Linked DNA regions of Homo sapiens: all the other regions are linked to region 1. A link is a contact called in ENCODE Hi-C or POLR2A ChIA-PET data. All regions are on one chromosome and are shown on one strand. Each heading gives the region's core, a stretch centred on a gene start or an enhancer-like site at or near the end of the contact. The rest is flanking DNA. Distances are from core to core; before and after follow the strand shown. Region 1 holds the start of TMEM50A (transmembrane protein 50A). Region 2 holds the start of RUNX3 (RUNX family transcription factor 3). Region 3 has its middle 7.1 kb from the start of LINC02793.

What was found. A loop is a pair of places that touch in the nucleus more often than their neighbours do. ChIA-PET counts read pairs that join two places held with the same protein, here RNA polymerase II (POLR2A). Pooled maps may share reads with other maps.
Region 2: a map with no recorded cell type shows a loop between it and region 1 (14-fold over the local background). The contact joins the promoter of RUNX3 here to the promoter of TMEM50A in region 1. A Hi-C loop is called at or near these places in 4 of 37 single-sample maps with no recorded cell type and 9 of 50 pooled maps.
Region 3: a map with no recorded cell type shows a loop between it and region 1 (8-fold over the local background). The contact joins the enhancer-like site here to the promoter of TMEM50A in region 1. A Hi-C loop is called at or near these places in 2 of 37 single-sample maps with no recorded cell type and 7 of 50 pooled maps. POLR2A ChIA-PET finds 5 or more read pairs at or near these places in 1 of 52 experiments (T-cell).

The regions. Positions count from the first base shown.
Region 1 is chr1:25,336,964-25,339,722 of GRCh38, reverse strand. TMEM50A (transmembrane protein 50A) reads right to left here and starts at 1,389. Exons shown (of 7, transcript NM_014313.4): 1 at 1,267-1,389. It also overlaps a transcript of RSRP1 not described here. RefSeq lists silencers at 1,440-1,559, 2,551-2,759.
Region 2 is chr1:24,928,935-24,931,693 of GRCh38, reverse strand. RUNX3 (RUNX family transcription factor 3) reads left to right here and starts at 1,418. Exons shown (of 5, transcript NM_004350.3): 1 at 1,418-2,107. The coding sequence starts at 1,826. RUNX3-AS1 (RUNX3 antisense RNA 1) reads right to left here and starts at 1,237. Exons shown (of 4, transcript NR_183341.1): 1 at 1-1,237. RefSeq lists enhancers at 1-304, 1,744-2,477, 2,650-2,759, 2,478-2,759 and silencers at 1,070-1,539, 1,740-2,179.
Region 3 is chr1:25,032,678-25,035,436 of GRCh38, reverse strand. No RefSeq gene overlaps it. Among named protein-coding and RNA genes, the nearest start is that of LINC02793, 7.1 kb to the left of the region's middle. RefSeq lists enhancers at 916-975, 1,656-1,715, 2,716-2,759. Within about 2 kb of position 1,361, at least 12 of the 41 ENCODE cell types and tissues checked have a DNase peak (open chromatin) inside an H3K27ac peak, as active enhancers do.

The sequences.
Region 1 (2,759 bases), core at 140-2,639:
CTTATTAAATGAATTTGATATTTACAGTCCAGGAGCACTAACATTAGTAGAGAGACAAGTGATAAACTTTGGCTCTGAGTGGAATTACAGATTCAAATGAAAAATATTTCTCTAATTTACATATTTTATCACAGAACGTGTGTTTCTTCACACCTAAATCAAGAAATTAAACACTGCACTGCAGTTCTTACCTCTACCCACATCATTTCCTTTCACTTCATTCATTATTTTTCTTTCTGCAAGCCTGCCTTTTGGTGTCATTTCTATATAAAGAACATCCACTTTAATATCCCTATCTCTGATCCTAACGGGTGTTTCCAGCCAAAAGCAAGCACAGAATCGTGGTTAATAGTAATTCAGATTACAAAAATCCAACTGCTATTTAAATATAGCCGACCCAAGCTGTCTTTACAAATTATATAAAACATTCCTGTAAGCCGAGCAGTAGAGACCTGAGATACAGCCATGTTATCTCTATTTCAGAGTATGAAAAAGCCTGAAATACATATAACTTGCGAATAACAACACCCAAACTCCTACAGCGAACTTGACTTCCTTAAGATACTTTGTAGCCAGCAATTATGGTTGTCCAAAAATATGACACCCTACAATAGAGCAACGTCTCCCATTTTTAACTTCTCTTTTAAAAATTAAATATTAAAATATATGATTACAGCCAATGCTAAGATGCCTTTGGGACAAGTTCAATTTAGGAAATTCACTCATTTGATTCTTCCCCGGGAAGAACTGCAATTCAATAAGTGTTATTTTCGGTTCATCCCAATGGCCCCACCCCGAATCCATTTTTCTTTGCACGACGACTGGTACGCTCAAGCCAGACCCCGCCCTCCAAACTCTGGGACTTTTAGGTCTCGAGGGACGCCGCTGGAAGATGGGGGAGCCACCTTTAGCCGGGGCACCCCTCGCTGAGGGAGCTGGCCGGGTCACGCTCCTTTCTCGGGGCTTCGGCTTGTCCAGCTGTGAAGTGGGGGATCGGGGGATTTTCCAGGGATCCTGGGGTGTCCCGGGGGAGGGCGCGGTCCCCTCTCCGTCTTGGCGGGGTCTGGACGCCGTCGCCTTCTCCTGGCGCCGCCGGACCCAGGAGAGGAGAGGTCCGCGGCGGCTCAGCCCGGGTCTGCGGCTTCCGGGAGGGTGGCGGCAACGAGCCTGTGCTGTGGGCACCAGCCCGTCAGACGGCCCCGGCTCCGAGGCCTCTCCAGCCTGCGGCCGCTACTCTCTTACCCCCACTCCCCGCCCGACACTTACGTCCAGCCCCGTCGTGCAGTGGTTCCGGAGCCCGGTGTCGCGCCGCGCCGGCCCGCCTCACTCCCCCGATTTTAGCCAAGAAAACAAAACGGCCACAGCCTCCAGACACCCGGATGCAGCAGTACCATCCACCCGGCTCAGTCGCGCATGCGGACACGGGGCGGAGGGCGGGGCGCCGGGTCCGGAGGGAGCCACGCCCACCACAACAACGCGTCTGCGCATGCCCGGGCGCTGGGTTCAGGGGCTTTCCGCCGCTCTGGGTTCACAGCTGGACGTCGGGAGTGCTAGTTTGGAGTACGCCATTTGAGAGTAGGCGTGAGAAGTTGCTCTGTGTGCTGAGCGTTCTAAAGGAAGGCGTCCGTTGGCCTTCGTACCCGTCTTGAGTGAGGTGACGAGTGTTTTCTAGTACTGGGGTCGGCCGCGCAGCCCTCTCAGGGGTGGGTGGCAGGAAGAGTGCCGGGTCCCGCGTGGTGCAAAAGGTGGGTTCAGGTTTGCGGCCACACAGCGCTACTCAGGACTTTTTAGTCTTGTTTATTTTCTCCGTGCCTGTTCCCGCCCCCCGCAGCTCCACCTCTGGGAGAGGGGCGGGTTCAGCTCCAGGAGGCGGGGACTTCCCGGCTTGGCGTGGCTGGGGTGTCCCGTGGACCCCAGTCTCGGCGCGGTGACCCACTTATGGGACTTGGCCTTTCTTTGTTGTTTGTTTAAGGCAGGGTTTCTCAGCCTGGGCACTACTGAGGTTTTGGGCCGGCTAATTCTGTCTGGGTTGGGGAGGGTGCTGTCCCGTGCTTCGCAGGTTGTGTAGCTGCATCCCCCGCCTCTACCCAGTGGATGCAAGTAGCAGCCCCAGTGAACCAAAAATGCCCCCAGACTTTGCCAAATATCCCCTCCCGGGGAAGATCGCCTCGCTTGAGAACCACTGTTGGAGGAGAGCCTGGGTTTTCGGGAGGTAACCGTTTACAAAGGGGAGAACGGTAAGAAGCCGGAAGCAACGATGACTTAGCTACGTGAAAGACTTGCGGCCGGGCTCGCCCCTCTTCTAGAAGCCGTCAGTTTGGGTCTCGCGTCTGGAATCACCGTCAAGGAGTCAGATCCAGCCCCGGAGAGGGAGCAGGGTCGAGGTCTCCTTGCAGAAGGCGCCACCGCAGGAAGCACAGGCGCAACGTGCGGTCTCCCTAGCGGAGGCGCTCGCGATCCTGCAGCCGCCGGTCCGGGAGGTGCTCGGTAGCCCTCCTTGGTGCCTGTCCGGTAGCTGGTCACTCTCGGGGGAAGGTCGTGTGCAGAAGGGCACATGCGATCACACAGAGACGGCGTTGCTGCGGCTTTGACCCGATGGTGCACCCGAAAGAACACAGAGGGTGAAGGGAGAGATCCAGGAAGTGGTCGCGGAGCAGAACCCCCCTTCACTTCAGTTAAAAAGGTGGGTCAATTGTCGTTAAGAGATACGCACAGGTTCATCTGATTGACATGTACGGCGGCAGTATATGAGTGGGATG
Region 2 (2,759 bases), core at 169-2,668, 410 kb after region 1:
CGCGCTGAGCAGGGGTCAGATCCATGATGAGATCTTGCGGCCACCGTCGGATCCTAAGCTTCTTTGCTTCCGAGGCTTGGAATTCATTGTTTTGCACCTGTCGAGAGCCGGAGGCAACGAAAATCTAGCCCCGTCTCCAAAGCGGCGGGGAGGCTCAGCACGCGTTCGTTCCCCAGAGTCTAGGGAGGTGTCTGGGGCGATAATTCGGAATGATTGTGGCTTGATCTTTCCCGTTGCCCTCCCAACTGTAGCCGGCCCCTAGGTCTGCTCGACAGACTTAGGAGGCGGGAGAGGAAGGGGTGATTTGCAGTGAAGCCCAGGAGAGGTTGGGCCACGCGGCTGGGAGTGGGAGCGGGGACCCGGAGCCGGGCGGGCAGGCAGTGCCTTGGCGAAGCTGTCCGCGGTCCCTGCGGCGCAGCCGGAGCGCACGGGCCCAAGAAGAAGTGGGGTTGGACCCGCAGAGGCCACTTTCCACCCGCATGGAGAAAGAAAATTCTCTCCTCTGAAAGCGAGGGCCCTTAGCTTTGCAGCCACTGCTGTTTTTCTTTTGCCACCGACGCGCGTACCGTTTCACGATGCAGGACCGTGGTTACATGCGTAAAGGAAAAAAAGAAAAACGCATTTTGCAGGCCTCGTCGTGTTTTTCAAAGAGCCACAGGCCGCCACAACGAAGAACGACGCCGCGAGGCCTGCAAGATCCTGAAACTTGTTTTGAGGGGAGAGCAGAGAGGAAAGGGGTTGTTGGCCCCAGGCTACTTAGGGTCCCTAGGAGACTCCCTTCCGCCTGTCCCCGGTTTGGCACAGGGGCCACCGAGGCTGGGACCAAAGCCGCGCAGGGCTGGGAGCAGCAAAGGCCGCCGGCCGGGCGTGGACGACGCGCAAAATCCCGTGTGGGGTGGAGGCTCTTGGGTCAGAATAATGTGCGGGACGAGGGAGGTGAGTAACCTCTTTGGGGCGGCTCCCAGTGCGGCGTCACCGGCCCTGAGACCCCGCGGCCCCCAGCCCGGGGTTGCAGAAGTCACAGGCCCGAAGCAGCAAGAGCTGGGGAAGCCCGGCCGCGGCCAGCGGGGAGGAGGAGCGAAGGGGTTGCGCCCCAGCGTCAGGGAGCTACGACCCGAGAGAGGGCGGCAAGGGCGCCTTCCGTGGGACCCGGACGTTCTAAGCAAATTTCTAGCATTTGCCCCGGGCTCCCAGAGCTCTCGGGGGCCCTGGGCTGTGGCACTGGGGCCTCCTCCGCGGGGTGGCGCCTTCCGCCCCTCCCCGTTGGGCGGCCTCCGGCAGGCCCCGTTCCTCCCCGCGAACGCCACCGAGGTGCCCGCGATGGGGGCTCCGCCGATTGGCTGTGCGACGCGTCGCTCCGCCAGCCCCGCCCCGCGGGCCCCGGGGGTACTAACCCCGCGCGGGCGGCCGCGGCCCCGCCACTTGATTCTGGAGGATTTGTTCTGGGGCTGCGGCCGCGGAGTCGGGGCGGCCGCGGGCGAGCTTCGGGGCGGGAGGCGGCGGCAGCGGCACAGCCCCGCGCGGGCCCCGCCGCGGCCCAGGCAGCCGGGACAGCCACGAGGGGCGGCCGCACGCGGGGCCGCGCGCCGAGGATGCGGGACTAGCCGGGCAGGCTGCGGGCGGCCGTCGGGCCAGCGAGGCCTCGCAGCGGGCGGGCCCTGGCGAGTAGTGGCCGGGCGCCGCCCCCTGCGCCCTGAGGCCCGGGCCCCGCCGCTTCTGCTTTCCCGCTTCTCGCGGCAGCGGCGGCCGAGGAGGCGCCCGCGCCGGCCGCCCCCGGGGGAAGCCGCGCCGTCTCCGCCTGCCCGGCGCCCTGACGGCCGCTGTTATGCGTATTCCCGTAGACCCAAGCACCAGCCGCCGCTTCACACCTCCCTCCCCGGCCTTCCCCTGCGGCGGCGGCGGCGGCAAGATGGGCGAGAACAGCGGCGCGCTGAGCGCGCAGGCGGCCGTGGGGCCCGGAGGGCGCGCCCGGCCCGAGGTGCGCTCGATGGTGGACGTGCTGGCGGACCACGCAGGCGAGCTCGTGCGCACCGACAGCCCCAACTTCCTCTGCTCCGTGCTGCCCTCGCACTGGCGCTGCAACAAGACGCTGCCCGTCGCCTTCAAGGTGAGTGCGGGACCCGGGGCGGGAGGGCGCCGGCCCTGGGGCTCCGGGCGTCTGAGCTGCGGGAGCCAGAGCCTCGGGAGCAGTGGGGATGGGAGGTGCCCGAGACGCCGCGGCGACACCCGGGCACCCGGTTCAGTCTGGCTGCGCGCTCGGCTCCGGGACCTCGGCGTTCCGTTTTGGATGCGCCCTGCAGGAATGACTTTTAACGGGGTTGCCCCGCTCCACCTGGGTTTTGGGGCGCCTTGCGTAGAGACGTTGGTGCGGAAATGGGCGGATGGGGTTTTGCGCCCCCCTAACCCGGATCGCTCAGATACAGCCCTGCGGGTAACGGAGAAGAGGATCCCGGGACAGGGGCAAGGACACCGCGGGTGGGGTGCGAACGGTGAAAGGGCCTACCCTCCGCCTCCAGCACCCCTCCTCCCGCGCCGCTTCGCAAAAGCTTCCTGCTCACACCCTCGGGCTTCCGAAATTTTACCGGACGGCGCTAGGCCGGGATCGGGGCACTGCTCTCCAGACGTTTGCTCGGGGATATTATGCGTCCCGAATGGCGAGTTGAGATTGGGGGACCCCTAACCCTGGCAGCCCCCAGCCATTTAGAGGACCTTTTTCTTTATGCCAGGGAGTAGGCGACTGTTTCATTTTCATTTTTTTA
Region 3 (2,759 bases), core at 112-2,611, 300 kb after region 1:
ACACACACACACACATACATACACACACACACACATACATACACACACACACATATCCCATAATTCCACATGGGATTTGCGGTTCCCAGCTCTTCTTTAGGTCCATGGACTCTCATTCTGTCCCCACGATGGGCTAGCCTCTACCTCCTCTGCCAGCTCTGCCATCCTGAGGCCCACTCTCCAGAAGCCTGAGCTGGGACTGGGCAGTGGTGCCAACAGCATCAGGAAGCCTGCTGCTGGAGGGCTGCTCCGGGCCCCGCCCAGCCTCCCCCTTACCCCTTGGCTGCACCACAAAGGCTGTTTGGGCTCCGGGGTCTGTGGAGGGCTCTGCCAGCCTGCAGTAGACGGGGGTTTGGGTGCCACAGTGTCAGTGGCAATGGCGTCTCTGGCTGCTGATGTGGGAGAGGTGACTTCACACGCAGCTCCTCCAAGAGCACGGCCTCCAGTGACTCAGTGGAATCAAGGAAAGAGATTTGCCACCTCTCACCCAATGGGGGGAGGCAGGGGTAGAGGCAAGCAAGAGGAGTCCTCCCCTCAGGAGGTGCCAGACCCCACTCCTTGCATATGGAGTTCAGGGGAGGGGCAGCAAAGAACGGGAACCCTTGAGATCTGAGTTCCAGTCTACCTCCAGCAAGAAGCCCTTCCTGTTCACAACACAGTACGGAGCATCTGCGCGCCCCAGGAGCCCTGGGAGACGAGGTTTGCTGTCTTGTAGGAAAAGGCCCAGGGGCCTTGGTTGACTTGGCCAAGGTCCCATAGCTAGGAAGGAGCTGAGTGAGGCTTGGGCCAAGTGCTACCTCCCAATGCAGTGCTCTTTCCAGAACCTCACGGCCCTGCTACCCACTGGCTGTGGGACCGGGGACAATCTCCCTCCTTTCCCACCTGCCTCCTCTGTAAGGACTCTTCGGGGACTTTCCAGCTCTGGCCTTTCAGGACTCCCCATTTTCACTGTCCCTCTGAGGCGGCGGGTGGTGGGTGATCACCCCATTTAACAGACGAGGAACAGGTCCAGACGGGGAAGCAACTTGGCTGAGGCTTCAGGGCGAGGAAGTGGCAAAGCGGGGCTGAGAACCCAGGTCTGTGGACCCCCAGCCACAACATCAGGGGCCCCGGCCGGACCCAGGCTTCTAAGAATGCAGTGCTGGTCCCAGAACCTGAGAACAGGGACTTTCAGGCTGGCTGGTTCCCAAGTGTGAGTGCAGGAGGGCCTGGCTCGGCAGGGGGTGGGAAGGGGCCAGCCACTTCCTGCTGGGGCTGGTGCGGTCCCCATGCGGTGGCCATCAGAAGCTGGCCACTTCCTGGTCTGGGCTGCCTTCCCCTTTCTGAGCCTGGGAGGGAACGAAGGAGCGGAGTGAGGTGCCCTTGCGTGCTGCGGCCTGGACGACGTCTGGCCTCTTTTCATTTCCCCTGCATACCGCTTCGCTCTCCACAGCCACCAACGGTCGGAAGCTTCTGGGAGCTGACTGCCAGGTCCCCTGTCCACAGCCGAACCCCTCCTGCCTACGGGCTTCCTCCTCCCTGGGGCTCAAGGGACTCCTAGCCCTGCTGGGGGTCTGCCCACCAAGGGCCTAGAATGAGGCATTGTCGTTTGTACCGAGGCTGAGAGGTGGCCATCGGTCTGAGGTTACACGCACAGCCAATAAGTGGCAGAGCTGTAATTGGAGCTCAGATGTGTCTGACTCCAAAATCCACATCCTTTGCATATTTAACAACCCCCTGTCCCCTCAGAGGAAGTCTGACCAGAGGAGGCTTGGACGAGGGGACATGGAATGACCCTGCTAGACACTGACCTCTGAGGCCAGTGATGGGACCAGCTTCTCCTTCCTGTTAGATCCTGGAACCCAGCCTGGTGCATGCCCCAGAGCAGGTGCTCGCGACACTGGCAGAAACACAAAAGGCATCCTGACTGTTCCTGTCCAGCTCCTGACACTCATGAGCACCTGCTGCATACCAGGCCTGGGCGTGGAGACACAGGACCAAGGGAGAAGACCTTGCCCCAAGATCGGTGGCCATCTTCCGTACCAGGCTTAGTGTGGACAATGTTTAAATGCACCTCAAATTCCACATGCAAGAGAGATCCTTTAAGTCCTTCCAGCAGGAAAGCCAGACCTGGGTTGCACAGGGACCCCCTCTGGTGCAACAAGGAGGTAGCAGGGTGTGAGGATGAAGAACGTGGAGCCAGGCAGGCCTGGGTTCAGATCCCAGCTAGACGAGCCTAGGGTGGCCTTGGGGAAGTGACTTCATGTACCTCAGTTTCCTCACCTGTAGAATGGGAATCAAACCATAGAAAGTGCCTTACAAGACCTCCCTTCAACCCACTCTGGATTAACAAACACTCTCCCTGTCCTTTGAAAGAGAGGCTAGTAGATGCCACAGCTTCCTGAATGTTCCAGGCAGGCCGGCCGCTGCTATTCCCACCTAGGCGGCTCCTCTGACTCAGTGAGGCTTCTTCCCAGACCTGCAGCTGCTGGCTGTAGTGGCCGAACCAGGGAGACCAGAATGTGAATGGGAAAGAGAGTCGTGTCACAGAAAACCAAGAAAGGACTTTGCAAAGGCCCAGTTATAGGCGAGTTGTCAACGGAAGAAAAAAAAAAAGTGCTGCCAAATGAGGTGTGGGCAAGACAGCCATAAAAGACTGGGGAAGACAATAGTTAAAATCCGTCACAAACTTTCATTGAATTAGGTGTAGACTAAAACTGGAGGGAGGGGGTGATTATTAAAAATCCAGAGGGAGTCTAGGGAGTCTGTGCTCAGATGGC